Linked DNA regions of Homo sapiens: region 1 is linked to region 2. A link is a loop called in an ENCODE intact Hi-C map of the cell type or tissue named here. Cell type or tissue: mammary epithelial cell. All regions are shown on one strand. Each heading gives the region's core, and the rest is flanking DNA. Links, peaks and the distances in the headings are about the cores only. Region 1 overlaps ERC1 (ELKS/RAB6-interacting/CAST family member 1). Region 2 overlaps NINJ2 (ninjurin 2).

The links. Hi-C counts contacts between places; a loop is a spot of excess contacts. Peaks named below come from ENCODE experiments on the same cell type or tissue, not always from the same donor. Only the 100,000 strongest peaks of a DNase experiment are listed, where the experiment ranks them.
Region 1: it touches region 2 in a loop (19-fold over the local background); 6 of 110 quality-filtered maps call a loop at or near these places.

The regions. Positions count from the first base shown.
Region 1 is chr12:1,106,793-1,123,168 of GRCh38, forward strand. ERC1 (ELKS/RAB6-interacting/CAST family member 1) reads left to right here. Exons shown (of 19, transcript NM_178040.4): 5 at 3,400-3,555; 6 at 5,423-5,506; 7 at 9,074-9,241. LOC124902857 (a long non-coding RNA gene) reads right to left here. Exons shown (of 3, transcript XR_007063157.1): 2 at 10,774-10,830; 3 at 8,622-8,707. Among named protein-coding and RNA genes, the nearest start is that of ERC1, 120 kb to the left of the region's middle. RefSeq lists an enhancer at 8,608-9,807. In mammary epithelial cell, for the core only: a CTCF peak has its summit at 11,379 (motif pointing right); DNase peaks (open chromatin) are centred at 8,889, 9,309 and 11,389; H3K4me3 peaks cover 144 bases; H3K27ac peaks cover 3,298 bases.
Region 2 is chr12:561,784-578,159 of GRCh38, forward strand. It overlaps NINJ2 (ninjurin 2), which reads right to left. Exons shown (of 4, transcript NM_016533.6): 2 at 4,167-4,395; 3 at 3,434-3,618; 4 at 2,513-2,898. The coding sequence ends at 3,452. B4GALNT3 (beta-1,4-N-acetyl-galactosaminyltransferase 3) reads left to right here. Exons shown (of 20, transcript NM_173593.4): 20 at 1-1,726. Among named protein-coding and RNA genes, the nearest start is that of NINJ2-AS1, 61 kb to the right of the region's middle. RefSeq lists enhancers at 966-1,467, 3,632-4,133, 4,134-4,633, 10,350-10,978, 14,312-14,813 and a silencer at 14,342-14,611. In mammary epithelial cell, for the core only: a CTCF peak has its summit at 8,145 (motif pointing right); DNase peaks (open chromatin) are centred at 8,168, 8,818, 9,328 and 9,768; H3K4me3 peaks cover 1,896 bases; H3K27ac peaks cover 2,839 bases.

The DNA.
Region 1 (16,376 bases), core at 5,719-13,718, 550 kb after region 2:
TGACAGAATGAGGACGAGTAATAGTATTACTTGGTGGCAATGGATGCATTTTAAGTTGTGTGAACCTTCAGCCATTCTGCTAAGAAGGAGAAAGATTCTGGTGGCCCAGTGGGGTCAAGAGGATGTGATGCTGAAATCACAACAGAAATAGCTGTGTTGCTGAGAATGTGGAATGAGCTTCAGAGAATTATGAAAATCTAGTGTAGTCTTTAGGGAAAATAGGGAAGAAAGGTGATTGAAGTAAAAGAGCCCAGTAATCTTGAAGGTGATGCAATTTTCTTTGCCCTCTCCTCTTTCGCCTCTTCTTCCTCTCTTTCCTCTTCTTATCCCTTCTCCCACCATTTTCCCTCATTCCAGCCTTTCCTTCTTTGTTCCTCTTCTTCTCTTTCTCTTCCTCCCCTTTCTCTACTATTTTTTTGTTTGTTTGTTTGTTTGTTTTTCCTTTACCAGTGGAGGAACAGGGAAGAATGACTGTACTGCTCTAGGGTTAGAGTTTTGCTGGGATAGATAAAGCAGAGCGAGTGATTGGGATGCAAATGAATTGAGGGTGATGATGACAGAGTAGTTTGGACGTTGGTCCTGGACTGTACCCTGGATCTGGAAAGAGTAAAATTCAGGTGGACTGACAGGTTGGGAGAAAATGTAAAAGTTAGGAAAGTGGAATTCTCTGTGAGGTTGAACAGGAAATAATCAGAGTGAGGGTATGACAGGCCAGGGGAAGAGAGTTCTGGATGATGATAGGATCCATCAGTCCTATAAACTGGATCACCCAAATGGACTGGAGGATGAGATCATTGCAATTAAGGGCGTCAAAGAATTCTGACATTGCAATCCTCGGATTATGGCAAGAGTGGTGATTGAAGGGGATATTGTAAGCCAGGTGCCAAAGACTTCCAAAAATGGGCAGGAGTGATGGAGAAGTCCCTGGATGGCAGCAATGGGGAGGGTAGGGTGAAAAGGAGTATGAGCTTTCCATAAAGGGAAACAGCCTTGAAGAACTGGGAGAATGTCAACCCTTTCCCCTGCTCCTTTGTGGTGTTGGGGTGTTATTGACCTTCACTGGAGAGAGTTCATGGGAAAAAGGTTGAGAATTTGGGGAATTTGACAAAGAGCAGAGGATTTCAGTAAGTCCAGTGGGATTGGTTGGTTAATGATGGAAGGGCTGGGGCTGGGGAAGTACAGAGTAGTAAAGTGAAAAGGAATTTTTTTATTTAAATATTACACATTCTAGGAATAAGAAACCTGGTTGGAATGACTTTCCTTAAACCCAGCATTGGTACCCGTTGGGTTGGTGCTAGAACTAGTTGAGAGTATCAGGCCTTAATTTTCTGGCCTGATTTCCTTGGTAGGTTCTTCTTCTGGTCAGTCAGTACCTGCCTCCTGGTTTTCAGAGCTGGAGTCATGATCCCTTTTTGGGAAGAAGGTTTTATGGCTCATGATTTGGTAGTGAGGGTGCTAATTTGTCAAAAGCTGCCTTTGTCTGTGTTTAGGGTAGGGGAGAAGTTAGATTATATTTTTAAGGGCCTTGTAGAGACTTTCTAGAGGCTCTGTACAGGTTCCGGCTGCCATGTGATGTACAGAGTTGGAGTTCTTACCTGGGACTAAATTGTCTTGAGTGGAGCCCCAGTGCTGCTGGAGATACACTTCCCTCTTTCAGCTGGTCCAGTTTCATTACCACTCAGGCTGATGACAGAGGAGAACTTACCTTTAACTTTCACTTTCTTTCATTTGTAGGCTAGTCATATGCTTATGCCTAGTATTTTAGTCTTTTTTAAGGTGCTGTGTTCTGATATTTCCAGAGAAATTTTATAGCAATCTTAAAAGTGAATTTTCAGGTAGTGCAATTGAAGTAGTACTTTTTATGGGTCAGTCATTCCACATGAGTAAATAAAAATCCTGGTTTAGGTATAGAATGACTCTGATTGTATTAATTCAGTACAATGGATTTTGAACAGGTACATTTTAAGTTTAATTTGAATGAATTTATAAAAGACAGTTTTCATTGTGATATTTTTAAAGGTCACGTGATGAGCAAGACAGAGGAATACATCCTCTCCTCCCCTCCCTTGAACCTGAAAATAGCTAGGTGTAGTTTTCTCGATATAAAGCCTTAATCTCTCTCATCTTTATGCTCTGAGAATAAAGGAGACTTAATCAAGAAATTATTGAGGTAAAGTAGAAAAGGAGTTAATTTCAAAATAGCTTCCAAAGGAATGGTTTATCTAAAACTCCAAGTGAAATAAAGCTAAGCTATACTTAATTTATGCTCTTTAAGGTCTCTATTTCTTTGGTGAGTAAGCACCTGCAGCTACAGATACATAAAACTATTCATTCCATGTAGGAGTCTTTCTGTAATTCATGACATGTAAAGTAGCCTGGGGAGAAACTAGGTACTGCGACAAACAAAATCAAGAGATCGAATATGAAATAATGTTCTGTTGGAAGGTGATATTTGTGGTAGAGATGATGGTTTATAAGGACAGTGATTTTTAAAAATTAAGAATTATTTTAAATGTATGAAGTACAGACAATAAGGATTGCTAACATGATAAATAACTTAATTATTCCCCCATTTTTCTGCAGTGGGATGTTATGTAATTTTTATTATTGCACATATAGCTGTACACGTTACTGTATAAATCTTTGAAACCCTCTTACTTTTTTCCCCTCCTTTGGGGCATAATATGTTTTTTAGGGGTCACCAAGTAAAATGATAAAATACTAGAACTAGAAAAGGCTTTACTATTAATATTGGAAATTTTTTTCACCAGAAATTTGTAATTTCTGATGCAAAGAAATTTTAACCAGTTTTTCATTGCATTTACTTCTTCAGTAATTTAGTAATTATTTTCAACTTTAATTTAAAGGGTGCAGAGCTGGAGGCAGCCATAGAAGAAAAATCATACTGTGGATATGAGTGCTTCTCCTCCCACTCAAATGGCTGTAAAGGACGTATTTTAGAAGGAAGGCACTGGCTGGGCATGGTGGCTCACGCCCATAAGCCCACCACTTTTGGAGGCCAAGACAGGTGTATCACGTGAGGTCAGGAGTTCGAGACCAGCCTGGCCAACATGGCAAAACCCTGTCTCTACTAAAAATACAAAAATTAGCTGGGCATGGTAGCGTACACTTGTAATCCCAGCTACTTGGGAGGCTGAGGCAGGAGAACTGCTTGAACCCAGAGGCAGAGGTTGCAGTGAGCTAAGATTGCGTCACTGCACTAGAGCCTGGGCGACAGACTCTGTCTCAAAAAAAGGAAGCAAGGCACCAATTGCCAGACAGCATTTTTTCTGTATATTTGTCTATCTTTATTAAATGTAACTTCTTTAAATATCATGTTATTCAGCTTTTCTGGGTTTTTGTGAATACTTCAATCACTAAATCTTCCATTGTCTTCAGGATTCAAAAATTTCCTCTATGGAGCGTGGGCTTCGAGACCTGGAAGAGGAAATTCAGATGCTGAAATCGAATGGTGCTTTGAGTACTGAGGAAAGGGAAGAAGAAATGAAGCAAATGGAAGTGTATCGGAGCCATTCTAAATTTATGAAAAATAAGGTAATGGCATGTGAGACTTTTGATTCTTAAAAGGAGTTTGAAAAATTGATGCATATTTTTTACTTCTCTAGTGATGATAAAGCCGTATTTTACACTCTTTTATCAGGTTTCAGGGAAGAATACTTTTAGCATAGTTCTTTCAAATGAAACTTCTCCAGAATTAAAGTCAGAATTACTGACATAGATAGTTACTACAAGTTTTTACTTATAAAGACAATTCTCTGTATGAGGCTACATATGTATTGTCATGGTTTAAGTTTTCATATCTATTAGTACTTCCGAAAAACTTCCAGATGAGTTTTTCTCACTATATGAAACATCAGGTTCTTTACCTCTTGTGAATTATTTAAAAAGTCAAAACCCTAAGAGGCTTGAGATGGAGTTTCGCTCTTGTCACCCAGGCTGGAGTGCAGTGGTGTGATCTCAGCTCACTGCAGCCTCTGCCTCCATGTTCAAGTGATTTTCCTGCCTCAGCCTCCCAAGTAGCTGGGATTACAGGTGCGTACCACCACACCTGGCTAATTTTTTGTATTTTTTGTAGAGATGGGGTTTCACCTTGTTGGCCTGGCTGGTCTTGAACTCCTGACCTCAGGTGATCCACCCACTTCAATCTCCCAAAGTGCTGGGATTACAGACGTGAGCCACCGTGCCCAGCCCTAAGAGGCTTTTTAATGAAATGGGTGAAATGAAGTTACGTTTCCCCTCCAAATACAGTTCTGTAACGGAAAGCCCTTTCTTTGCCCTATCCTGTGGGGAAGATCCACTTGCTGTCAGGTTTATTGCTTCCCATGTGCACTTCAGGCGTAATATGACAAAGATTGATACCACCAAGACCTATCAGTCTGTGTTTATCATCAGTCACAATGTTCCTTCCTTGTATCCAAAGTCATTTAGTTTGATTCTGTAAACTATTTAGGCAAGTTGGAGGATTTAGTTTATCACAATTATCAATTTACCAGTTTTGTTGTGGTTTCATTAAACATTATGATTGTAATTATAAAGTTTAAGCCAGAAAATAAGTGTTTTCCCCCTTTATTTCCCAGTTGTATTCTCCAGGTTCTTAGAAATGAAACCCGCAACATCCCAGTAGTGTGAAGGAATGATAACATCACTTCCCCTCCAGTTTCTGGCTTCTTGCCATGGTGCCCATACCTGGCATATAAGTCTACAGAATATTCCTCTGCTACCTCCAGACTCTATTATTAATTATTTCTACTACTTTCATTTCAGTTTTAGAAATTAAAAACTCACATACCCAACTTTTTTTTTTTTTCTTTTTCTTTTTTTTTGAGTCGGAGGTATGCTTTGTCGACCAGGCTGGAGTGCAGTGGCGTGATCTCGGTTCACTGCAGCCTCCGTCTCCAGGGTTCAAGCTTCAGTCTGCTGAGTAGCTGGGATTACAGGCGCCCACCACCATGCCCAGTTAATTTTTGTAGTTTTAGTAGAGACGGGTTTCACTATGATGGCCAGGCAGGTCTCGAACTCCTGACCTCAAGTGATCCTCCTGCCTTGGCCTCCCACGGTGCTGGGATATAATCATAGGTGTGAGCTGCTGCGCCTGGCCTCACATAACCAACTTTCTATTAGTTTGGATTTTTCACCCTGATTTGAGAACAAGACATAGTGCCGTATGATCTCTGTGTTTATGTTTTTCATTTGTTGATTAGCACATTCCAGTCCACTGTGGGGGGAAAAAACCTGTGAACTTAGAAACTACCTATGGCTCTTTGAAGAGGGAATGAGGGGAACAGATTTGATTGTATTATATAAGTTATTGTTATTTCTAGTTACCATTCTGCCTCAAAAGTAGACAAGAAGAAGACCTAAGTTGACACATAAGTGAAAAAGAATAATAATGTCGTGACAGGTAGAACAACTGAAGGAGGAACTAAGTTCGAAAGAGGCTCAATGGGAGGAGCTGAAAAAGAAAGCGGCTGGTCTTCAGGCTGAGGTCTTTGCCGTAAGATTTACCTCTTTGTGTGCAGTGGTCCCACAGTGGGACCCTGCTAGCTCTATGGCTTCTGGGTGGCTTACCCTTTCATTCTCTATGGTTGGCAGCTTTGCCCATTACTAGCACTAACCAGCCTGCTCTGCTCTTTAACTGACTCCTGTTCACTAGTTTGACCCACATGTCACTTTGTGTGCAGTGAGCCTTCACGTGTTCTGGAAGCCTTGTACCTGGTACTTTATTGTTGCTTTTGTCACTCTGTGGATGGTATTTCAAAGCCTGTTTCTTTCTCAACCCTTTATTGTTGGTTTATATGAATGGCGGCCTTCTTTTCTTCCTAGGTACAAGAATATATGCAGTTGTTCTAGGCCTATCACCTAGAGTTTATTTGAATTTGAAACTCTTGAGCAAAGTGCTTTACCTTATGTAGACATTATCTTTAAGTCTCCAGTGAGTGATTTTGCCACAAATGTTACTTTCTTTAGGACAGATGTATAGAAAGTATTTATCTAGTAAATTGAAATTACTAAGAGACTTATTTCAGGTATCTAAATCTAGTTCAATATTCTAATGAACTTAAAATTTCAATTCAGAACATAATAATAAAATAAATACAGTTGGCCCTCCATATCTGTGGATTTGCATCTGTGTGTTTAACCAACTGTTTTTTATTTTCAGGGTAAAAAAATGGATGTTGTGTCTGTGCTGAACATGTACAGGCTTTTTTCCCATGTCATTATTCCCTAAGCAATACAGTATGACAACTATTTACATTGTAAATATTTACATTGTATTACGTATTACAAGTAATCTAGAGATGATTTAAACTATACTGGAGGATGTGCATAGGTTATATGCAAATTCTACATCATTTTATATCAGGGACTTCAGCCTTCATTAATTTTGGTATCCAAGGTGTGTCTTGGAACCAGTCCCCCATGGACCCATGGATACCGAGGGATGGCTGAATAATAAAGTAGCTAACACTTGCACACTTACTGTAAACATTTTATAACGTGCTGAGTTAGACATATTATCAACTCCAAATTATAGACGAGGAAACTGAGGTAACAGAATGGTGCCTAGGAAAACACAGCTAGTAAGAGGCAGGATTTGGTTTTATACAGGCAGTCTTCTTCCACATACTGCTTACAAGTTCTTTACTGACCTATACTAGGCTGTGCACACATTTGTCAAAGTGTCAGCAAAAACTGCTTCTGAAAATAATTGTGGCTAAGACTGGAATAAAAAAATACAGCATTTAAAAAACCAAACTTGGGCTACTTTTGTAGATTTGCTATTTATGGTCCACTTTATAGTATATATTAAAAAGGGAAATATTTTGGTGGAAAGGGTCTAATTTGGTTTATGGAAACCATATATTGGCTAGAGGGAAGGTTGATCAATAACTTCCTTTTTAAAATAGCTACTATTAGTAATTTCTGCATTGAGTCAGACAACAGGCTAAGCACATTTCACGCTTTATTTTACTGAATCCATAAACAGTACAGTGGCATTCGTATAATTTCTCCTTATTACTAATTAGGAAACTGATTAGGAAAGTAATTATTCAGGGACACATAGCTAGCTTAGTTCTGATAGGTGAATGTCTGCAAAGCCTTGTGCTCCTAAGCTTTGTATTATATTTGCTTCCCCTTTATAATGTCTTCCCTTCTCAGTCTTTAAGGAAAATTTGTGCTTCTAAACTCTGCTTTTCTTTTCTTTTTTTCTTTTTCTTTATTTTTTTGAGACAGAGTCTTTCTCTGTCGCCAGGCTGGAGTGCAGTGGCGAGATCTCGGCTCACTGCAACCTCTGACTCCCTGGTTCAAGCGATTCTCCTGCCTCAGCCTCCTGAGTAGCTGGGATTACAGGCATGCGCCACCATGCCCAGCTGATTTTTGTATTTTTAGTAGAGATGGGTTTCACTATGTTGGCCAGGATGGTCTTGATCTCCTGACCTTGTGATCCACCCGCCTCGGCCTTCCAAAGTGCAATGATTACAGGCGTGAGCCACTGCACCCGGCCTAAACCCTGCTTTTCATTTAAAATATTTTCTTTTCTTTCTTAGTCTTTAAGGTCAATATAGCATTATTTGAAGCTTACTTAATAATGCAGATGATGACGAAACAGATTTTTATATTTATTTTTGACCACGTGATTGGAGGTAGCTGGAAATTTGAATAATCTTAGTCATAGTTCTTTAGCTGAGAAAATGGTAACACTTTGAACATCCCCCAAAATATTCATTCATACAACAAATGTGTTTTTGTTACAATCAGTGTGTTAGGGAATGGAATAGTGTTAATGGGTTGTTTTTATTGGTGAAGGGATATCATAAAAGACTCCACGTTGTTACAGTGTGTGCTAACTCTTGGGTACATACTATTTTGCAGGATGAATATAGCCACCGTTTAAAATTATCTTCCACTGATGTTTTTAGTATCCTCAGGTACTTTGTATACAATAAGCATACAGAAATATTTGTTGAATGAATGAATAACTATATCTCTAAAAAGAGATTTTATGCATATGAGAAAAATACTTAATCTTTTTTGAAACAGAAGGCTAAATTGGAAATTTATTTTTGGTGTTCCTCAAAGGTCTAATTTTAATTAATGTGAAATTTATTTCTTCATGGGAAATTGTTCTCAAAAGCTTTATCCCTTATACCTAAGATTATTACAATTACAATACTTTAGATACATTCAAGTTTTTGAAAATGAAAAGATAACTTTTTGTTTCATCAGTGACACCGAAATTACTGACTTGTCAAATGTATACTTCCAATAATTAGTATCTTTTTTAGTTCCTTGTTAGGTGGTAGACATAATTTAAAAGGAGATGTAATTTCTGTTTACATGGCTTCCATTTAGGGTAAAAAACTATTTTTAAAATTCTTAGAAAACAGGAATGTAAAGAAGGTGTTAGAAAGAAAATACTTTCAATGTTAAGAGAGAAATTAATCAATACACATAACATCAAATTATAGGATTTTACAAAACCATGTTATGTATAACATTAAAAGTGGCTTTTTAAGATAAGAATTTTATGCAAACTTTTGAGAATGAAAAAGATAACAGTGAAAAATTAGCACAACAGCAGCAGATTTTGAATTTTAAATAGTACTAGGAGGTTTCTAAAACCTTTTTTGTTATATCTGCACTCATCCTGCATTTGATCCATCATGTTCTGAAGAGGTCTCACCTAGAAAAATGAAAACCATTTCATCAGTACAGTGGTGTTCAGTTGCTTACTGCTGTCTCATAGTCATCTAATTGAATTGGAATTTCCTTTCCCTCCATTCCCTTTCTAAGAGGTTTCAAAGAATATTTAGAAGACACAATAAATGAAAACTGGACATTTCCCTATTGGTTGAATAAGTTTAGTGGTTTTTTTTGGCTCAGGGTTGGGGAGATCCAAGGTTATGTCATGCAAAAAGATGAATATGACCTATCACACAGTTCGTGCTGCATTTAGTTTCATATTTTGTGACTCAGATCTGTGAAAGATACAGATAAGAGGTGTTTGTTTTATTTCTTTTTTCCTTAAAGTGTTTTACTTCTTTTCTAGATTGGCCAGGTGAAACAGGAGCTGTCCAGAAAGGACACAGAACTACTCGCCCTGCAGACAAAGCTAGAAACACTCACAAACCAGTTCTCAGATAGTAAACAGCACATTGAAGTGTTGAAGGAGTCCTTGACTGCTAAGGAGCAGAGGGCTGCCATCCTGCAGACTGAGGTAGAAACAATTCTGGGATTTGTGGGGAGTTGGTTTCTTGGCACCTTTTCATAAGCGTTACCTGTGCTGTTTTTGTTATGTTTAGAATTGGGAAATATGAGTAATGTTATGATTAATTCTTCAGCAGCGTGATCAGTCACTGTGCTAAAATGTAACCATCTTATTTCAGTTGTTCTTAGATCTAACAAGTTAAAACAGGTGCAGTTTATGTTTTTAATTCTTTAAACTTTTGCCAAGTCTGTACTTCAAAGTATACTCTGACAGTATTAAAAATAAAAGGATAATTGTAAAAGAGAAATCATTGATTTAGAAGCTTCAGTTCAACCCCTGGTGAATTTTCTAGTCATGAATGACAATGAGCTTGGTTACACTGTGTTTGGAGTACATTTAAGTGTCTTTAAGTTGTGATATTATGAATAACTGTATATAGGAAACTGGAATCTGTTAAAGTTCTAGATAGTCTAATTTTAAACCACAGATTATTAGACAATGTGTCTTCATATCCTGTTTGAAAATAAAGTTAGTGTTTTTAGAATTTTTTTTTTTTTTTTGAGATGGCCTCTCGCTCTGTTGCCCAGGCTGGAGTGCAGTGGTGTGATCTTGGCTTGGCGTGATCTTGGCTCACCACTACCTCCGCCTCCTGGATTCAGGTGATTCTCCTGCCTCAGCCTCCTGAGTAGCTGGGATTATAGGCGCATGCCACCAAGCCTGGCTAATTTTTGTATTTTTAGTGGAGATGGGGTTTCACCATATTGGCCAGGCTGGTCTCGAACTCCTGACCTCTTGATCCGCCCGCCTCTGCCTCCCAAAGTGCTGGGATTACAGGCATGAGCCACCATGCCCGGGCAGTGTTTTTCAAAATCTTGGAAGATGATCTAGACTATTGGCTATGACTTCAGTTAGGTATCCACCATCTTCAGATAGGTATATGACTTCAGATAGATATTTAGTGTATTTGCTAAATAATCCCAGATCGATTCTTATCTATCTTACTTTCAATGATCGAAGAGAAAGAGTTGATGATACCATGTGGATTTACTGTCTTAATATAAATATTTTTTAAAGGTTGCAGTGAAATAGATAATTTAAGAATAGATAAGTAGTTTTGCTTTATAGAAGAAACATAAAGCATATGATGTAGATTAGCTTTTTTTCTTTAAAGAAAAATAAGAACATAATTTGGTGGAAAAAAGGAATGAGGAGGAAAAGAAAGAATAAAAACCTCATAGTCTTAGAAGACAAGAATCTTCCAATAAGGAAGAATGAAGAAGGAACCTAAACTGTTTCATGTAATATTTTTATCTGTACAATTTGGGGCTTTGTTAAAAATGGGAGATTTTAGCTGACATGTTTGTCATTTTTCTTATAACTTACACTTTTTCTATTTTAGTTATGTTTCATTTTGTTATGATGTCAGCTCCATTCTACCTCACAGAGATATTTGGGTATAAAATCATGAGATGCAGTAGTGGCTAAGGCTTTGGCTCTAGAGTCATGTTTACTGAGTTTGGACTTCCATCTTTACCACTTACTATGAGTCGCGTGATCCTGGGAACGTATTCAACTTCCTTACACTTCACTTTTCACGTCTGTAAGGTGAAGAGAATAGTAGTGCTTAACTCATAAGTTTGTTGTTAGAATTAAACTCGTTTATTTACTGCCAGTGTCTGGCACATAGTAAAGTCTTTGTACATTCGTCATTGTTATCATTTTATAATTCTTCTAATAAAATCAACTAATGCATATACTGTTGAGATGTTAAGAGAACATAGTATTTAGATGATCTGCATTTTCTTACTTTTATTAAGCTAAACTTAGGTTTATTCAGGGAATTATAAATATGAAATCATCTAGATAATGTTACCTGCAAAGTTATTCATTTATAGCTTTATTTTAAAAATTTTTTGTGGGTGCATAGTAGGTATATATATTTATGGGGTATGTGAGATATTTAATACAGGCATACAATGTGAAAATAAATTATGGAGAATGGCGGTATCCATCCCCTCAATCGTGTATCCTTTGAGTTACAAACAATCCAATTACACTCTTTAAGTTATTTTAAAATGTAATAGCTTTATTAATCGTTTTTCACTTCAGTAGCTTGAGTGCATGCAATACAGCAAAAGGGTCAGAAGAGGGTGCCAGTGTTCTAGAGGTCAGCCGCACTTCCAAGTTTGCTACTGTAATAGCTTTGGATGGAGGTGGCAGGTGTACAAACCAGAGAACCAAGCAGTTGGTTAATGATAATGCAAACATTTAAAAGCTTGTCACAGTCTAATAAATGACTTTTCCCCCTTGGCAATCCATGCTTCTCTTTGTACCCCCCTCAAATAATATTCTTATTAGCCAGGTCTCACCCAGATGGGCTTGTGATTGGTTTCTTGTACCATAGAGAATAGATTGTATTTATTGTCATTCATGAATGGTTTTTAGTTTTTAGCCATTGCAGGAGTAGCTGAGTCTCAGTGATTATTTCTGTAAGTTACTAGGGCCACTGCGCAAATAGAACCATCTCATCATAAAAGATAAAAGAATGAAAGCTAACTTTCTTTGGAATTTGGGATGATTTTAAGAATGTAATATGTCTATTTATTAGCATTGCTTAAAAAATTACTCTGGTGGCACTTGACAAGAGTCACCTTTTCCAATGTAACTTGCCAGTGTTAGAGCCCAGTAAAAGGCAGTTTATACCAGCTCTTTGAAAGTTTTCATGTGTTTCTATAATTTGCTCTTAGTTGATTTCATCTTTTCTGCAGCTATCCCAGACTTCGATCTAACACTCGGATTACTAAATTAAGTATATATGAAAAAAGAACATGGAGCATGGAGTTTTTCTTTCATTTTTATTTTTAGAGATAGAATCTTACTCTGTCACCCAAGCTGGAGTGCAGTGGCATGATTATATTAATAGCTCATTGCAGCCTGGAACTCCTGGGATCAAACGCTTCTCCTGCCTCAGCCTCCTGAGTAGCCAAGACTTATAGGCATGTGCCACCACACCTGGCTAATTTTTAAAACTTTTTGCAGAGACAGAGTCTCACTGTGTTGCCTAGGCTGGTCTGGGACTCCTGAGCTCAAGCAATCCTCCTGCCTCTGCCTCCCAAAGTGCTCGGATTACAGGCGTGAGCCACTGTGCCTAGCCTGGAGTTTAAAAAATTTTAAAAATCCTTTAAGGAAAACAGTTACATGTGAAAAGATCTGTTTGTTTTTTGTTTTGTTTTGTTTTTTTTGTTTTTTTTTTCCCTATTCAGGGTACATGGACTAAGGCCCTCTGGTGTTATACAAGGTACAGTATATATGGAATCGCTCCCGTTTTGTAACCATCTCTTTTAATCTGATGACTTTCACAGAGGTGGTCTGGATTTAGTAATATAGTGGTTAAAAGCATGGTCTTTGGTGTCAGACATAGGCTTGAAAACCAGCCCTCTACCTTTACTAGTTGTGTGACCTTAGAGGAGTTACTTTACTTCTTCTTTGTGTGTGTGTGTGTGTGTGTGTGTGTGTGTGTGTGTGTGTGTGTGTGTGTGTGTGTGAGATGGAGTTTTGCTCTTGTTGCCCAGGCTGGAGTGCAATAGCACAATCTTGGCTCACCACAACCTCGCCTCCTGGGTTCAAGCGATTCTCCTGCCACAGCCTCCCGAGTAGCTGGGATTATAGGCATGTGCCACCACACCTGGCTAATTCTGTATTTTTAGTAGAGATGGGGTTTCTCCCTGTTGGTCAGGCTGGTCTCGAACTCCCGACCTCAGGTGATCTGTCCTCCTCAGCCACCCAAAGTGCTGGGATTACAGGTGTGAGCCACCGCATCCATTCAGGAGTTACTTTACTTCTTTAAGCCTCCATTTCCTCATCTATAAAATGAGGATAATGATAATAACAACTTCCTAAGGTTTTTATGACTAGGTGTTTAATTCTGTTCTCATCTGAATATGGAGGGACATTTTTTTATTAATTTATTATTTTTTTTTTGCGACAAGGTTTCACTTTGTCATTCAGGCTGTAGTGCAGTGCCTTGATCATAGCTCACTGTAACCTTGAACTTCTGGGCTCAGGTGATCCTCCCACTTCAGCATCTTGAGTAGCTAGGACTACAGATGCAGGCCACCTCTCCTGGCTGATTTTTTAATTTGTATTTTTTGTAGAGACAGGGTCTCACTATGTTGCCCAGGATGTTCTTGAACTCCTGGCTTCAAGCAGTCCTCCTGCCTCAGCCCCCAAAGCACAAGAATTATAGGCAGGAGCCACTGTGTCCAGCCATGGAGGGAAATTTAAATTCAGTGGGTTAAAAAATTTCGAAACACCTTACAGTTTATAGCACTTTGATTTGATTTGATCTTTATTGTTTTATTTGCTCTTCATAGTAATGGCATGGGTTAGACAAGATAATTATTGTTGTTTTGCTTTTATAATTGAGAATTTTGTGAACTGCTTATTAGCATACCACTTTTGACTGGCACTTGAGGCTACTCTCACTAGTAACACTGGGACTTTTGATATATCATTTACAGTATTCTCAAGAATTAAAGTTCTTTTCTTGTTCCAAAATTGTGATGCTATACTAGGGACCTACCATTAAATGTATTTTCAGGATGAATTCTCAATGTGCAGAGCAGAGCTGATTGTATCAATAAGCCAAAATAATGTACACCTTACTGCTTCAAAGTAGTACAGGTTTTTCCCCTTCTCCAGGAAATTGTGTTTTGGAATTCTGTTTATTATAGGTAAGGAATATAATCTATATCTTAGTAATAGTAAGAGGAAGTGGTTCTTTTTTTCGGAGGTGCTCAGGAGATCAGCATCTAGCACAAGGTGAGGACCTGCCCTTGCTCTAGGATGTTTTGGCACTAGGCACTAGAGCTAGGATGCTGTTGTTTGACGTGCACCCTCTGCTTGCAGTCCCAGCCCAGTTCTGACTTCTTCAGCATACTAAGAGTTAGTAATACATTCTTAGAACTAGAGGGCATTTTTAGAGATCATCCAGTCTTTCCGTAATTTAAAGAATATGTATGATAATATCTAACCTGAGTCTTGTACCATGGAGGGTTTGTATACTTTCATTTTCCCAGTTAATTCTTAGAGTAACCTTCTAAGAAATAAGAATTGTTGTAACATTTTACAGATGGGGAGTTAAAACTTAGAGAGACTGAGGTTACATGACCTAGTGCCCGATCGATTCAAACCCGCAAACTTGCGTTCTTGATCATAACGCTGCAATTCCTCCCTGTGCAGAGAGAATATAGTGACATGCTGAAGGCCTATACAACTACTTGGTATTAGTTTTGGGACTGGAATTCATCATTTCTGACTTCGCTAATTATGATGTGCATAGACGACCATGACTCTTGTTTGATTGGTAGGTTGAGGACTAGCCACAAAGAAAGATGGGGAGAAGAAGAAACAATTCATGTTGGTAGAGAGGAGAAAAGGATTTAGGTTGATGGAATTACATAGCCTCAGAAAGAGATAGGCATCTTTTGTGACGAGATTGTGAAAGAAGAGAAAGATGTATTGATTGATCTCTTCATTCAACACGGTTTTGGGAGTACCTGCTGAGAACCCTTCTGAGCACTGGGGATACAGTGGCAAATGAAACAAAGGCTGATGATCTCTATCTCTATCTCTATCTCTATCTCTATCTCTATCTATCTCTATCTCTATCTCTATCTCTATCTGTGTCTCTATCTCTATCTCTATCTCTATCTCTATCTATCTCTATCTCTATCTCTATCTATCTCTATCTCTATCTATCTCTATCTCTATCTCTATCTCTATCTCTATCTCTATCTGTGTCTCTATCTCTATCTATCTCTATCTCTATCTCTATCTCTATCTCTATCTCTATCTGTGTCTCTATCTCTATCTCTATCTCTATCTCTATCTCTATCTCTATCTGTGTCTCTATCTATCTCTATCTCTATCTCTATCTCTATCTCTATCTGTGTCTCTATCTCTATCTCTATCTCTATCTCTATCTATCTCTATCTCTATCTCTATCTATCTCTATCTCTATCTATCTATCTCTATCTCTATCTCTATATCTCTATCTCTATCTGTGTCTCTATCTCTATCTCTATCTCTATCTCTATCTGTGTCTCTATCTCTATCTCTATCTCTATCTCTATCTCTATCTGTGTCTCTATCTCTATCTCTATCTCTATCTCTATCTGTGTCTCTATCTCTATCTCTATCTCTATCTCTATCTGTGTCTCTATCTCTATCTCTATCTCTATCTCTATCTGTGTCTCTATCTCTATCTCTATCTCTATCTGTGTCTCTATCTCTATCTCTATCTCTATCTCTATCTGTGTCTCTATCTCTATCTCTATCTCTATCTGTGTCTCTATCTCTATCTCTATCTCTATCTCTATCTGTGTCTCTATCTCTATCTCTATCTCTATCTGTGTCTCTATCTCTATCTCTATCTCTATCTCTATCTGTGTCTCTATCTCTATCTCTATCTCTATCTCTATCTCTATCTGTGTCTCTATCTCTATCTCTATCTCTATCTGTGTCTCTATCTCTATCTCTATCTGTGTCTCTATCTCTATCTCTATCTCTATCTGTGTCTCTATCTCTATCTCTATCTGTGTCTCTATCTCTATCTCTATCTCTATCTCTATCTCTATCTCTGCCTATTGATATATCTGTATATATCTATCTAAATCTCTGAAACAGCTGCTCAGAGTAAAAGAGGACTGGGTGCTATGAAAAGAGATAGGGCTTAGAATCTTTTTCAGATGAGTGTGTTTCTCTCACTGTTGTATGTGGGTTGTTGAGTTATGGGGTAGGGGTTGGGGGTGGGTGCTGCAGGGTGACACTGGTATGATATTCAAGTCTGCTTGTGAAGGTAGACTGGCTTTGGAGTGCTCCTTCCCCTTTCAGCATCCTCTCTATACCTGGGGCAGAGCATTTGTTCTAGCAGCGGTACAGATGATCATGCCAGAGGCGTTCTGATCTGGGAGGCTTGCTTCCTGCCACAACCACTCCCCCAGCTCCAGCTGGTGAGATGGCACTGCTTACGGTGGTGATGGGGTAATGTCTTGTTTGTGGGAAGATGTAGATACTGATAAGCTTAAGAAGTTACATTAAGTTACTTAAGAAGATAATGATAAGCTTAAGAAAATACAGTTAC
Region 2 (16,376 bases), core at 4,508-12,507:
CCCACATCCCCCAAGCGCTCCTCACGCCAAGCGCTGACCACCAGACCCTCTTCTAGTGGACATATTTTATTGGGGGGCGGGGATTTTAAAAACAGAAAACCGAAACTGCTGTCCAGAGCGGGGGTGAGGTTGTGCACTGAGGGACTGTCCCCACGTGCAGGCCTCCCGCCCACTCCTATGTCCCTTGGGCGTTGTCCCTGGCCGCGGGACTGGTCCCACGTGGGGCAGGTCTCTGCTCCACCCCAGGCTCGTGCCTTCCAGAGACACACATCTCCCAGTAGCCACCAAACAGCTGGCCACTGATTAGGGCATTAACTTCCTCCGGATGGCTCACGTCAGACCAGAAGCACAGAACGGGCTGTTTCTGGTGCTTGGGCATTGGGAGGTGGGGAGCTGGCGGGCAGGGGGCTTGCCACTCCCTGGCACTGGACATTGAGGCCTGCAGAACAGGCAGGGTGATGAAGGCAGGGGAGAGAAGCCCTTTCCCTTACCGGCGTGCCTGTGGGTAAGGCCTCCCGAGAGGACATGGAGAAGAGGTAAAGAGGATGTGGACATATCTGTCAATTTCCTTAGGCAAGAAGCGGGTGGGGGCTGGACAGAAAGGGACGAAAAGGGAAGTGGAAGCTGTGAGCCTCACAGTCCAGCTCCACTGCAGACCTGCCCTTCTGCAGGGAGAGCCCTGGCCACCCGGCCTTGAGTGGAAGAAGAGGAAAGGGTGTACGGGGGCAAAACCCTGGACAGGGAGCAGGATAAGAAGGGGGCGGGATGAGAGGTTTGGGGAGGTGAGGACATTGCCCTGAGATATCCCCTGGAGGCAGGGAGAGGAGTGGGGGCAGGAGGAACTGAAGAGGGGGGCAGTTTCAGGGAAAATAGCCCTTAGCCTTTTTAGTCGATGCCACCCTTTCTGTCACCTGGAGACCTTGTACTTCTCTTGCACTAATAACCCCGGTGCTTTTGTGGCTGGGGGTTTTTCTGTTGCTGCTGCTGCCTCCACCACTGCTGTGAATTCACCCATGGTGCATTGGACACTGGATCTTGAACTCCAGAGTCTGTTTAGGGAGGTGAGCACAGGGCTGGGGGAGGTGCGGCGGGGCCCAGAAGACCAGGCCACTGAGCCCGCGCTCCAGGCTGTGACGGTCCAAACCACGGCACTGGAGCTGCAGGGTCTGCCTAGTGGGCTCTGCATTCCCCGAGAGCACGAGTTTGGCACATGGGAGAATGGAGCCCGTGGAGAACCTTCTGGGGGGTCGGGGAGAATCCCTGCCTCCCTTTAAGGAATCATGAAGGACAGAGACTTTTGAGATTGTGGCTTAGGAAGGCCATACCTGCTCCCTGGGCTGTGGCTTTTTCTGGTCCCTGCTGAGGCCGACTGGCCCCTGGAGAAGGATGGTGGGGCATAGGCTAGGGCTGCAGTTGGCCAGTGGGGCTGCCAGTTTCTTTCTGGGACCACTCTCGTCCTCGGGCATTGCACTGGAAGGCTGGAACCAGCCCAAACTGCCCACCTGCTTCACTTCCAATGACTAGGAGCCAGCCCAGCCTCCTGCCCTGCCCACACCCCTGCGCCCTGGGCCAGTGCCTTGCGTTTGATGTTACCTCCACACCATCTGCCTTAAGAGGAAGGGCCGGGCAAGGCCCCTACTCCCTAGAGAAATGTCTTGGGTAGGAGAGGGTGTGGGATGGTGGGAGGGGAAGCATTAAATACAGCAACTTCTTAGAAAAAAAAAAAGGTGCTTGTCTTTTCCTGTTGCTCTTCACGGATGTAAAGGATTGGGCTGAGGGGCCCAGGTGGGCGTGCCAAGGACCCTCCCACACCACCCTCCACCCTTACCACAAGTGTGATGCCTGCTGTGTGTGAGATGGCCTTCTCTGCACTGCGGTTTACTCAGGAAGAAGACAACATTGTTCCTGTCTGAGCAGCTCACCGTGTAATAGACTAGGCATTTTCTGTTCAGCAGATTAATGGAGGTTGGTGGTTTTAGCCGAGGAAAGCTATGGATACGCTGGGTGGAGAAGGCTAGATATAGGGCCAGAACGGTTTGGTGAGCAGTGGAGAGAAGCCAACGAGTGGCTGCTTCTAAACTGGCAGACCTTCTAAAAATCATTTCTGTTTCTGAGTTGGCAATGCTTTGCTAATGCTTTACAGATTTACCTTCCTCGTTATATTTGGCCCAGGCAAAGATCAAAATGAGTTTGCAGTCCTTAAACACATGCCTAAGGGAAGCTGAGACTGAAAGCCAGAATAGCTTACAGCAGGTTCGTGGAGAAGATTGTGCATATGTGCATCCACCTGCAATGGACTAATCTACAGTTCATGGGGCAGATGACGATAAGCGCAAGACATCTGGGCCAGGAACATTGGCTCCGAGCAGAACCCACAGAGGAGGAAGTAATTTAAAAGCCTTCCCACCCTCCAGGTCTGGGGTTTGCTCTCTTGAGCCCTCTCCAAGGCACAGATGGAGACCAGCCTGGATGCCTGAGCCTGCAGGACTAGACAAGTAAGTGGACTCAAGAGTGGATTTGAAGAAACCTTTATAGATATAGATTCCATTTTACAAGAAGGGAAAATTGAGGCCTGGAGCAGAAGGAAGCAGTGGGGTAGAGTCAGAACCAGCATCCTTAAGCCGGGCAGACTTGGCCTTAGACAGACATGCCTTACTTAGGTCCAGCAGATGCTACCAGGAAGGTATGGCTGGCAGTACCTGCGTCTGAGCTCAGGACTTCAGACCAAGATGGAAGTCCCTTAGACCAATAACATAAAAATCACTTTTTAACTCAGGTGCTGTGGGTAGGGAGCAAGGGCAGCTATACTGTCCTTTCAGAAGCTCTCCTGGGCTGTGGAAAGTGCCCACGAGCCTGGCAGATCACGGAGGAAGGAGGCAGAAGTTCCAGGCCCAGAACCTGTTGAGGAAGCAGAGAAGAGGCAATGAGGATGGCAGGCCAGATCAATGCCCCTCAACCTTCAGCATGCCCAGGATGCACCTGGCCACGTTACTCATGCACGTGCCTGTAGCACGTGCTCGAGCAGAGCCTGAGATTCTGCATTTCCAGCAAGTTCCTGGGTGGTTTGTGGATGCTGCTGACCCATGGACCACAGTCAGTAGCAAGAGCTGCTAGACAATGGCAGGGAGAAATTCCCCATCTCCACCTTTCCTCTTGCCGGAGGGGCAGAGTCAACCACTAATGGCATCGCCTCCACCCTGTCCCAGACCGTGGGAAAACCTGAGCCTGAGAGCAGAGAGCCATTAACACAGCAGTGGGGCTTTGTGCAAGCCTCGCTGAGGCCAGGCTCTTGCAGATCCTCTCCTTGCTCTCGGAGCTACAGGCCTTCCCCCTTTGTTTGGCAAGGGATCTGTTTCTTGCCCCAAAGCCCCAGAGGAGAGAGAAGGGCCACCTGGGGAGTCCCTGGAGCTGGGGTTCCTCCATCCTCCCTCACCTGGGTCCCAGGCTGCATTCAGAGAGGATTCCTTGAGGCCCTGGCAGCCAGGAACCCTGTTTTATGTGCCCCGAAGGCTGTAATGAAAACATTGATGACCACAGTGAAGAAGACCAAGATGGTGGCTGCGTTGTTGAGCTGGTTGAGTCGCCACTGCTTTTCTACCTCATTCAGGTTCAGCCGTGCTGCAGGGAAGTGGAGTGGGGGGAAAGGGTCAGAGACGGGGCCACAGCACGGAGCTGCCCCCACAACACCCACCAGAGTTTGGAGAGAGGGGCCCTTCAGAAACCCATGTGGCAGAAATCAAGGGAGGTGGTCGTCATCGGGCTGAGATGCCTCTGCCCTCGCCAACCAGTACAATGGGGCACCCTAGTGTGCTTCATCCCACCAGGATTTGGGAACTTAAGCTGGGTCCTGTAAGCGTGGGGACGAGTGCTCATGGAGAAGCGGTGAGCGAGTGAGTGAGTTAGCAGTTAGCGAGGTGCTGGCGCAGTCATTCAGCAGGTACTGCGGAGGGTCTGCTCCATGGGATACCAGGAGACAGGACAGGGCGCCTGCCCTCGCGGGGTGGAAGTTGGTCTTTGGGCCTCTGTTAGCGGAGGGCTCACTGCAGGTCAGCGTGTGGTTGCAAAGCTGCCTGTGCCAATGCAGGGTGGCCCAGGGGACACGTGGGGCCTTTCTGCCAGCCACGGGTGCCGAGGCAGAAGGTCTGACTGCAGGCTGGGCTCCTCACCAATGACCACGAGCAGGACACCGATGACCACCTGCAGGAGCAGAGAGAGGCTGATGAGGGTGACCAGGGTGGTGTAGTAGTGAGAGGATGGTCCCTGCTCCAGCACCGCCTTCAGCCGCATGGCGTTGGACATGAACAGGGCCACGTCCAGCATGCTCTCCGCCACGCTCTTCTTGGTGGCGTAATGGTTCAGGTTGATGGGCTGGCTCCTGGGGTCGGAGCTTCCAGGCTGTAGGGGAGAAAGCACAGACTTACCAAGGGGAGCTCTGGAAGGGAAGCAGTTGAGAGGTGGGAGAGAGGAGAGAGGTTTTAAAGCTCTTTCCAATCCAGATGGGAAGCTCAGGGCAAATGACACCCTTAGTTTCATGGCCTGATAAAATGAAGGGTTGGACGAGAAAACCCATAAGGACCTCTGCACTCTGAAATGACATTCTGTTGCAGTTGATACTTCCTGGAGAGTCACCCCTTCCCTCACACCTTCACACATCTGGCTGGAGAAAGCCGGGAGGGTTCTCTGCTGCTGGTAAAATGCACCTTCCTCACCCTATTCACTATTTTACCTGGGCCAGGCCTCAGCTTTGGGCTGTGTTCTTTTCCTCTGAGAGGAAAGCACCTGAGAAGACAATAAAAAGAGCTTGGAGGCTTGGGTGAAATAGAGAAAGGCACCTCCTCTCGCATAATGCTGTGGCCCCCAAGGCAGGGTGCACAGCTCAGCAGCTGATCATCGGCTGGATTTCCAACCCTCAGGAGCACTGGAGCTGCCGCCCTGCTCAGGCACACACGCTGTCAGACACAGGCTCTCAGCATACACATGCATGCATGCATGAGTGTATACACACAGTAATGCATACTAGTTAAACACTCACATCATTTTAATTATTACTTTTGGCTAGGATTTATTGAAGCATAATTTACTAAAGCTTCTCCAGAAGCCACTAACTCCAAAAGACAGAATCACAATACAGGGCATATGCTGTGGGCCTCTGGGTTGGGCCAAGAATTTCAGACTGGGCGCCATGACCAAGGGCAATCTGCAGTCACTCAAGAGTACTTGGAAGATTGATTTAGCAGTGGTGCTTGGAACAGACTGGGCCAGGAAGGGCTAGAAGCAGGGAGAGTCATTTAAAAGTTATAGTATTGATTTAGGATCAGGGTGAAAAGGAACTGAAGTGGAGCAAGGTGAGACAGGAAGGAATGGAGGACTCTGAAGGATGCTACGGCCTGGAGGTAGGGAAGATGACCCAGCAGATCACCATGACAGGACAGATACCTGCAGAGTGGGGAGAGACGGATGGATTGAAGGATGCTATGGCCTGGAGGTAGGGAAGATGACCCAGCAGATCACCACGACAGGACAGATACCTGCTGCGTGGGGACAGATGGATGGATAGATGGATGCGTGCCTATATATGCACAGTGATGCATACCAGTTAAACACTCGTAATTTGTTTTTAATTTTTTTGGCTAGGATTTATTGAAGCATAATTTACATTTGATTTTGTTTTGAAGTATAAAATAAAGCTTCATGGATGAAGGGATGGATGGATGGATGGAGAGATTGGTGGGTGGATGGATGGATGCGTGGATGATTGGATAGGCAGGTCTCAGAGGGTCTGGAATGTTCCTTGTACTTCGTGCAGCCCCAGCAAGTCACTTCACTTCTCTGTACCTCAGGGATTTACACAGAGGACAGTTGATTTACACATAGGCTAACTGATTTACCTATCTATCAGAACCTTTGGATTCTATGAGCCCTTAGGATACCCCGAAATGAGGCTGGGTGCAGTGGCTCATGCCCGTAACTCCAGCACTTTGAGAGGCCAAGGCAGGGGGATCATTTGAGGTCAGGAGTTTGAGACTAGCCTGGCCAACATGGCAAAATCCCGTCTCTACTAAAAATACAAAAAAATCAGCTGGGTATGGTGTCACACGCCTGTAATCCCAGCTACTCAGGAGGCTGAGGCAGGAGAATCACTTGAACCAGGAGGCAGAGGTTGCAGTGAGCAGAGATCGCACCATTGCACTCTAGCCTGGGTGGCAGAGTAAGACTCTTGTCTCAAAACAAAAACAAAAACAAAACTCTGAAATGCAGTAGTCTCCAGACTTTCTTGATAGTGTAATCTCAGCATTAAAAACTGTTTTGGCCATGCATCCTCAATATATGTACATTCTTCCATTATCAACTATACATATTTTTATTGGACTAATTATATATATAGTAAAATATGCAAAAGTAGAAACATTTGAAAGGATTACATAAAATTCAATATAAATAGAAGTTTAATTTTCTTATCCTAAAATATGGTCTTGGGCACTCGTCTTTGGAGATCCAGCTCTAATCCACATGCCTGGCTACAGATTGGACCAATCCTCTCCTAGGCCAACAGAAGGGAGCCTCTCTTCCCCAGTCCTTCTCCTAACGTTTGCCTTCAAAACTCAGCCCCACGTCTCCACCCTGCTCTTCTCACTTCCTTTCCAAGCTCCTGGCCCTTTGCTCTGTTTGCCAGGAGGGTGCACACACACAGACACATTCAAGAGGCACAGGGTGGTCATGGGTGCTAACAGCACCTGCTCTGATGGAATCCACCCTGGCAGCCTGTGCCCCGCAGGCTGCCCCTCTCTGACTCTGTGGACCAGTCATTGGAGGATCAAACATATAGGAGTGGCTCTTTCACTCTGACCACACTCCAGGCCATCAGCTTTCTACACGGGGCAGTTCCCTGCACCTGGGTTGTTCATTATTGAGATTCCGAGTGTCCTCAACTTCTGGACGGGGCAGGACTCACAGAGGGTAATCAGGAGTGTGCACTTTGGCCAGTGGAGCAATTTAAACACTTTCTCTGGGAGAGTAGAATGGAGACCAGCGGGTAGCATTCATTCAATAGATTGACTGTACATGCCAGGCGGTGCTTGGGGCTGTGAGGACACCCCCCCCCCCCCGCCCCCCGGGTAAGCACTGGGCCACAGGCTGCTCACAACAGGCCCTGGCAAACTCCTTTTGACAGCCACCAAAATCAGGCTGGGGCCCAGGGCCCACAGAAATAAGAAAAAAGGCCATAGGCACGAAAGGAATGGAGTGCTCACTATCTCTCCCATCTTCCTTCGTGTTTGATTTTGCTGGGGCCGGGGTTTCAGCTGGTGCTGGGGGCAGCCAGTGAGGTTGGAGGAGGTAGGGATGGAGGGTAAATGAGGACCTGCATGGACTTGGGAGGCCACACACGGCGTTCAGGGCCTTTGGAAATCCAGTTCAAGCAAGGCTGGCTTGTCTAGGGCCAGCTGGCATGGTTGGTTAGGGCCAGGGATCCCAGGGCCAACACTTCACAAAGGCCCATGGTCGCCGTCAGCCCCAAGGCTGCAACCTGTGGTCTTAGCCCATTTGGTGAAGGTTTGTCCTCGGTCTCCAAGAGCACTCATTAGGCAAGAGAGTCTCACCCCCTGCACCCAAATTCAAAGTGTCTCTGCCCAGGTTCAACTGTGCCCCCTGGCCTCCCTGCCCCATGGCTGTGCCACCCCTCCTGTCTCTTCCCCATCCTCCAGTTTGTGCAGTAGCAGCAAGCTTTGCCCTTTCTCCTCCTTCCTGGTCTAGCTCAGAGGGAGACAGACCCCCTTCCCCCCAAATGTATCGTTAACAGTGGACAAAACCTTAAACCCAAACCTCTAGTGGCATGTGTTGAGCACTGACCAAATAGTGGGGGAAGGGGTGGCAGGGGGTGGCAGGGGTGAGTACACGGGCAGCACGGAGGTCTTCCCAACCTCTATGGAAGGTATTGCCATTTGTAAGTTTTAACAGAGCTGGTTGGCTTTTGTTGTTACATTAATCTGAGAGCCATTGCTTCACAGAGGACGTGAGGCTCGCAGTGTGCTTAGGGGGTGCGCCTCATCCTTTCCTCGCTAAATGCGGGGCCGACTCGGGCCTGCCTTTCACTGCGGGTGCTGGGCGGGATCAGGGTGTCCCCGCCTGCTCCAGAGTGTCCACACGGTGGCGCGCGCGGTCCAGAGACGTGACTTGGGCGCCGCGGCTGCCGGGGGGCGTTTCCACCCCGAGGAACCCACGCGCAGGACGGGATTAATGGGAAACCTGGACCCCTCCGAGGCCCAGGACGGGAGCCTCGCCCGCAAGTCTGGATGGGCCGAACTAAAACCCACCAAACGCGTGCGTCAAGCCAGAGTTCGAGAATCAACCGAAGCTGAAATGGAGCCAGCGTGGGGTGGGGGGACCCAGAAGGGAGGGGCCTCCAGCACAACCTGCAGCCGAGGGGACGGCGGGCAGAAGGGCCGGCAGTGAGGCCCTGGCGAAGGTGCCTGGAAAGGGGTCCTCTCATTGCAGCATCTTTAAAAGCAGGGACCGGGCTTTTCTAATCCTCGTGGGCCAGTTTAGGTGCAGCCCTGCTCTGCGGCAGAGGGATGGATGGAATGACCTGAGGGCCCTCCCTTCTAGCGGGAGGAGAGGATCAGATAAAGTCCTAAATCCTGCAGGGGGTCATCCTTTTCGCCCACAGCCCAGGGACTGGGAGCAACTCCACAGGGGTCAGGGTGACAGAGGAGTGGGGAGCGCAGCAGGGTGGCCCCCGCTCCCGCTCAGAGGAGCTGGCCCTTTAAGGCCAGGCCCAGGCGGGTCGGGAACAGAGACCCGGGAATGTGGGCTGGACTGGGGAGCAGAGCCACCCAGCATGAGTCATTCCCGTTTCGCCGGACTCTTCGCCGCTGGCTCTCGCTTGCCGCCCTCCCCTGGCCCTGGCCCTGGCCTCTGCGCCCTCCCTGCAGAGCTGGTCCGGGTGGGCTGGCGGCCTCCACCCGCCACAAGCGCACAGGGCTCTGCCCACTCCCCGCCCCTTTTCTGCTGATCCTCGAGGAGCAGGGGACCGGTGGGCTAGGACTGCTGGTTGCTGGGCCCAGCTCTGCCTCTGGGCTTGGAACTTTGGTGCTGAGTTTCCACATCTATAAAACTGGAGGAAAATCCCATCTCTGGAGGGCAGAGGCCATGGACAGCAGAACGACACTTTGCTCCTTCACAGAAGGAAGGACAGAATCCAAGCGGTTCCCATTTTCCCAGGCTGAGATCCCTCTCTCAATGAGGCTGGCTCTCGGTATCTTCCTCAGGTCTCATTCTGCCCCGCCCCACTTGCCCCTCCCCTGCCACTCAAGGGCGGCAGGACACTGACCCAAGACTCATAGCTTTGGGCTCCCAGAGTCCCTGTTCAAGGCGCGGTTGCCTGTGGGAAAGGCTGCCCATCAAAATCTGGCCAACCAATGACACCTGGACAGACGGGGAGTTTGGGGCGGCATGAAGCTGGAGCGCGGCCAGTGCAGGGAAGGTGGGAGTAGATCCAGAGTTTGATCTGGACGCCCTTGGGCATCTGGGCAACAAGAGGACGTGGGTTTGATGATTGGCATGGGATGAGGCAGGGGGGTGGGGGACACCAGAGACCCAGCGGTTTGCCCCATTCCTGGGCCTGCCTGGCAGACGTGGGTTTGGTGATTGGCATGGGATGAGGCAGGGGGGTGGGGGACACCACAGACCCAGCGGTTTGCCCCATTCCTGGGCCTGCCCGGCACAGTCATTACCCTCCCTCTTCCGCGCCCTCCTCTCTCGTTCCAGCTCAGACTTCCCTGTCACCTAGGCCTCTTGCCAAGTCCCAGCTCCTAAGGCTGGTGCGATTCCATCCCTTGAAGTCAAGGATTGCTTCATTGTTCTGCCAGACAGCCCTTTATCCCTTAATCCTTGTTGGCCTATATTTTTGTTTATTTACAGGACTTAGGTTGGATAGGAAAGGAATGCCTTTTTTAACAGAAAAGTAAACATGTTTTTCATTGTTTATCGACTTTATGGTCAGTGGGGACCATAAGCTCCAACAGATCATTCTGCTCTTTCTTGGAAACAAGATTACAGGGCTGTTCTCCCAGAGGGCCATGGAGGTTGGGTAAACCCCAGAGTGGTAAGTAACTGCCCTACCAAAAAGCCATGGAGCCCGCAGATCAGTGTGTTTAGGCCCTGGGGCCTGTGGCAGGCAGTGTGTGTCCCAAGGGAAGTATAGGCATGGTGAGGGGAGTTGTAGCAGCCCAGAGGGCATCACCAAAGGCACCTTGACCACATTCCAGCCCTGCTTTAATGAGTGAGCAATCCGGGCCGGGAGCACTGGACGCCTTTTCTTATCATCTGCGAGGTCGAAGGGACTGGAACACAGGCTTCCTTGGGTCCTTCCTAGCACGGAGTAATCTAGGGATGGGAAAGCCGGCTCTGAGCGGAGAATCCCGGGGGCTGAGGACATCGCTGAGAGGCCGCTGCAGGGCATGGGTGACCTTCCCATGAGTCGTTCCTGCCAGCCCTGAGAACACCCACGTGGGAGCTTCCTGTGTGCCAGCGCACAGTCAGGGCTACACACTAGCAGGCCCAGAGGAACAGGGGCCTGTCACCCTGCTGGTGGCCTCAAAATGACCGACTGCCCGGGAAAGCCAGGCCTCCCTTGAGAAGGGGACAGTGGCGACCTAGGCTTTTGGAAAGCTGATTTCTCACAAAGGGAAAGGGTGGGTCCCAGCCTGGGAAGAGTGATTCGTTCAAAGGAAGGGGCTTAGGTGAGCTTTTAATTCGGTATCAGTCCTCTTGTCAGAATTCACTTGGGAAGGGTGCCTGGGCCTGTCACACTGTGTGCACACACAGTGGGCTCTCAGCACACTGGAACGATGGTGGTTCCCACTTACAGAGGACATACCTTGTGGCTGGCACAGGGTTAAACACAGGACATGAGTCACCTTATGTAGTCCTCACAACAGTTCTGCGAAGTAGATGAGGGCATCATCATCACAGTTGAGAAAATGGAGGCTCAGAGAGACTAAGTAACTTGCCCAAGATCACACAGCACAGAGTTTTTAATCCCAATCCTCTATGTGCCAGAGCCTGTAATTTTTTTTTTTTTTTTTTTTTTTGAGATGGAGTTTCACTTTTGTTGCCCAGGCTGGAGTGCAGTGGCACAATCTCAGCTCACTGCAACCTCCCACTCCAGGGTTCAAGCAATTCTCCTGCCTCAGCCTCCCGAGTAGCTGGGATTACAGGTGTGTGCCACCACACCCAGCTAATTTTTTTTTTTTTTTTTTTTGAGACAGAGTCTCGCTCTGTCGCCTAGGCTGGAGTGCAGTGGCGCAATCTCAGCTCACTGCAAGCTCCGCCTCCCGGGTTCACGCCATTCTCCTGCCTCAGCCTCCCGAGTAGCTGGGACTACAGGCGCCCGCCACCACACCCAGCTAATTTTTCTTATTTTTAGTAGAGACGGGGTTTCACCATGTTGCCCAGGCTCATCTCGAACTCATGACCTCAGGTGATTCACCTGCCTCAGCCTCCCAAAGTACTGGGATTATAGGCGTGAGCCACCACACCAGGCCCAGAGCCTGTAATTTTCACCCTTACTCTACTGTGCCCAAGAAGTGGAAGACATACTCCCTACTCCAAGGAGTTTAAGATTGAAAGATAAACACGTGCAGTCTGGCTGGGTGTGGTGCCGCATGCCTATTGCCATCCCAGCTATTTAGGAGGCTGAGACAGGAGAATTGCTTGAACCTCAGAGGCGGAGGTTGCAGTGGGACAAGATTGCACCACTGCACTCCAGCCTGGGCAACAGAGCAAGAGTCCATCTAAAACAAAAAAAACAGAAAAACAAAAAACAAACAAACAAAAAAACAGATAAAAAACAAAAACATATGCAGCCTAAGATGAAAGAAGACTAGTCCCATAGGGTACACATGCACACTTACTAAGAGGAGGCATAACCTCTACCTGAGTGAAACTTGTCTGAGGCTTTCCTGAATCTGCAGTGGGGCTGTGTCCCTGAGCCCCTGCACTGCTGCCTCAGAAGGGGCACTAGACCCAAAGACCCAAAGGCAAAAGGCTTGGGTTCAAACTGGTAAGAAGGGACCTGGGTGACTGGAAGAATAGGGTTGAGAGAAGGAATTTTATCTGTACCTTTTGAATTTTGAAACATGTGAATGAACTATCTTAAAAAATAAATTTGGCCGGGCAAGGTGGCTCATGCCTGTAATCCCAGCAGTTTGGGAGGCGGATCATGAGGTCAAGAGTTCGAGACCAGCCTGGCCAACATGATGAAACCCCGTCTCTACTAAAAATACAAAATTAGCAGGGTGTGGTGGTGCATGCTTATAATCCCAGCAACTTGGGAAGCTGAGGCAGGAGAATCGCTTGAACCTGGGAAGGCAGAGGTTGCAGTGAGCCGAGATGGTGCCACTGCACTCCAGCCTGGGCAACAAGAGCAAAACTCTGTCTCTAAAATAAATAAATAAATAGGCCAGGCGTGGAGGGAGGTTGCAGTGAGCTGATATTGTGCCACTGTACTCCAGCCAGGGTGACAGAGCGAGACTCCATCTCAAAAAAAATAATAATAATAACAATAATAAATTTGTAACAAAAGCAAATATGCACTCTGCTATGGTCTGAATGTGCCCCCTAAAGTTTATGGGTTGGAAACTTAATCCCTGCTGTAATAGTGTTGAGAAGTGGGAACTTTAAGAGGCAATTGGGTCACGAGGGCTCTGCCCTCATTTATGCCATTATCATGGCAGTGGGTCAGGTTATCTCAGGATTAAAAAAAAAAAAAAGGTGAGCTTGGCTCCCTTCCTCTCTCTTGGGCTTGCAAGCTCTCTGGCCCTGCCACCTTCTACCAGGGAAGGATGTGGCATGAAGGCCCTCACCAGATGCCAGTGCAATGTTCTTGGACTTGCCAGTCTCCAGAACCATGAGCCAAATACACTTCTATTGTTTATAAATCACCCAGTCTCAGTTATTCTGTTATAGCAACACAAAACAGACCAAGACATACCCCCAGAAGGCCAGTGGTTAAGATAAACATGTTAAAACAAAAGTGAATTTATGACTTCATCTCACCCAGACCCTAGCTGGTCCTCCTCTGAAGTGGGAATAATATCTGCCCTGTCTAGCACAAAGTGCTGTTAGAAAGATCAATAGGATCATGTGGGTGAATGTGCTTTGAAAGCTGTGAAGTATTAAACAAATATGAGATGAGAGGGAAATCTATCCCACAGAGGATTATACTCCCACGTGTGGGCCTAGAGGCATTTCAAATACTGTGTTGTGACTCAGGGCCCGTCCCAGCCCCAGTTTTGAAGTAGGCACCATTTATGGTCCTAACAACTTCCATGGTGTTTGAAATGCCTCCTGTACCCATTGGGCAGCCTCTCTCCTCGCTCCTGCTGGCTCTCGCCTTCGAGCCGCCTGCAGGAAGGGAAACACTCACACAAGCCCACCTGCATTGGGTCTCCAGGGTCATTGTTACTCAAGCGTAGTCCTCTCTCCTGGGGCCCCCACCCACCTCTCTAGCCTGGTCCCCAGCTCCTCCTCCCACCCCTGAAGAGCGAACCCTGTGCCCTGTGCCAGGCTCTGTGATGCTCAGACGTGCAGGGCCACACCAGATTACTCACTGTTCCCTGAACACACCCCACCCTTCCCAGCTGCTCCTGCTCTGCTCCAGGACTACAGGCCTTTCTTTCTTCACCATGCTCCCCCCAGGGAGAGCCTCCCCTCCTTTCTAGACCCTGTCCCCAAATGCACTCCACCAAGGCCCTGTTTGAAAGAAGGTCGCCTGCTCCCTGGCCTGTGCTGGCCTTGGGCGTTGTTGAGTCCTCCTGAGACGGCTCCTTCTGCTGCCCACTTTAGCACACGGACCCCATCTTCCACAGGCCTGAGTCTCCATGGAGCCTAGCTCAGCACCTTGCCCACATGAGGTACACAATGAATGATGATCGCATTGAATTTTTATGAGACAGCTTTTTCAAAAAAGGCAAAAGTAAGGCTCTTTAAGGGTGGGGCTTCAGGCACAGTGGCTTCTGGGTGGGGGAGAGGAGTTTGGGGAGTGAATCTTTGCTCTTAAACACCCCCACTGCAGGGAGAGCCCTTTTTCCCCTAGATCCTGCCTTTTCTCAGCAGTCCTGAGGGAGCCTCAGGGAATGAATGACTGGGGCTGGAAGCTGCAGCTGGTCTTCAGGCCAAAAGCTGTAAAAGCCCAGACCCCTGAGGCCTTCTGTCTGGGGCAGGCCGCATGCAGGCTCCTGACTGCAGCCAAGAGCAGTGATCTCGCCCTTAAAAATCAACAGTCTCTAATCCACGTCGGGGTGGGGTTTCTTTTGCGTGTTATTCCAGCAATAATACGTAACTGGTCCAGAAACCGCCTCTGAGCCCTGGGCACAGTCTCACTGAGAGTTCCAGCCCTTGCCCCGAGCTGCAAACTGGGGCCTAAAGCTGCAGCACCGAGAGGCCACGTGGGGCGAGGCCTCCCCGGAAGGCCTGCGGCGCCGCCGTTGTCCACCAGGGGGCGCCAGGAAACGGCGCGGCGAGGCCCCAGCTCAACCCGCCCGCGCGGGCACACCCGGGCTTTGACCCCTTTGTGATCGAGGACACGGACGGGTTTCTCTCCAACAAAAGGGGGCCATAAATTACAAACGGAAGCAGAGTGTGTAGGGAAGAACAGGAAAGCACGTGCGTTGAAACCGGAACTCGGGCCTGCTTGCTTGCTTATTTATTTTAGTTATTACTGTTTTCTTGGGGCAGGCCCTTGCTCTGTCGCCCAGGCTGCGGGGTGGTGGCCCCGTCATAGCTCACTGCAGCCTCAACCTCGGGGCTCAAGCGACCCTCCTGCTTCAGTCTCCCAAAGTGCCGGGGCTGCAGGCGCGAGCCGCCACCCCGGCCTCCGTGCTCTTTCTCAGGGAGCATTTTCCACCTCCCCTGCAAGAGGCCGTTTTGCCAGTGGCTTTCAGAAAAGACTGTTGTCATCTCGGGGTTCAGAGTTAATCGTGGATTTACCTACCACACAGAAATTTCCAAAGAATCGATCTGCTCCCTCTCAATATCCACCCTAAACAAGAGCACTTTCCCAATCAGCGCCTTGTCCTGGGGCTTCCAGACCCATCTGGCCTTTTGCTCTTTGCTCTATGCCCACTTGAGCTGTGAGGTTCTCAGAGACATTCCCCAAAGCCCTCCCAGCCGATCTCTGCTGACTTCAATCCTACTCATCCCTCAGGGGCTAACAAAATTGTTAAAATTTAAACAGTAATAATTAAATAATGATATTGCTGTATGTCAGGCATGACTCCACAAAGCAGGTATTAATACAGATGGTCCCCAGCTTTCGCACCATCGTAAGTGATACACTTTACAAACTGTCCTTCGAGTAGCCATACAACCACTCTCTTTTTCACTTTCAGTACATTATTCAATAAATTACACAAGATATTCAATAGTCTCTTATAAAGTAGGCTTTGTGTTAGATGATGTTGCCCAGCAGTAGGCTGGTGTAAGTGGGCTGAGCACGCTGAAGTTAAGCTAGGCTAAACTATGAAGTTCAGTAGGCTAAGTGTATTAAATGCATTTTGACTTACAATATTTTCAACTTACTATGGGTTTATCAGAATGTAGCTCTATCATAAGTTGAGAAGCAACACTAGTCTCATATATATATATACATATATATATATAAATATTTTGGCACGATCTTGGCTCACTGCAACCTCCACCTCCTGGATTCAAGCAATTCTCCTGCCTCAGCCTCCCAAGTAACTGGGATGTAGTCCCATTCTACAAGTGAAGAAGTTGAGGCTCAAAGAGGTCAAATGCCCAAAGTCACCAGATACTGAGGGATGGCCCCAGTGTCTAAATCCTAAGCCTGCGTTTTTCTCCTATATGCCAGTGGTTCTCCATGTGTGCTCCTTGAAGTAGCAGCAGCAACATCACCTGAAAACTCACTAGAAATGAAAAATTTTTAAATTTTTGTAGAGATGGGGTCTCACCATGTCGGCCAGGCTAAGTCTCAAACTCCTGAGTTCAAGCGATTCTCCCACCTCAGCCTCCCAAACTGTTGGGATTACAGGCGTGAGCCACTGCACCAGGCCCCGAGATCACCCTTTTATTTTTATTTTTTTTTAAGACAGGATCTCCCTCTGTCACCCTAAGGGAGGAGACCATCCCTCACATTGTCTTATGCCCAATTTCTGCCTCCAAATAAAGAAGAAGTAAAAACTAAAAGGCAGAAATGAAATCCACGAGCAGACAGCCCGGCCCCATACCCTGGGCCTGGTAGTTAAAGATCGACCCCTGACGTAATCAGTTATTTGTATAAGAAAAGCACTGTGAAGATCCCTGTCCTGTTCTGTTCCGTTCTAATTACCGGTGCATGCAGCCCCCGGTCACGTACC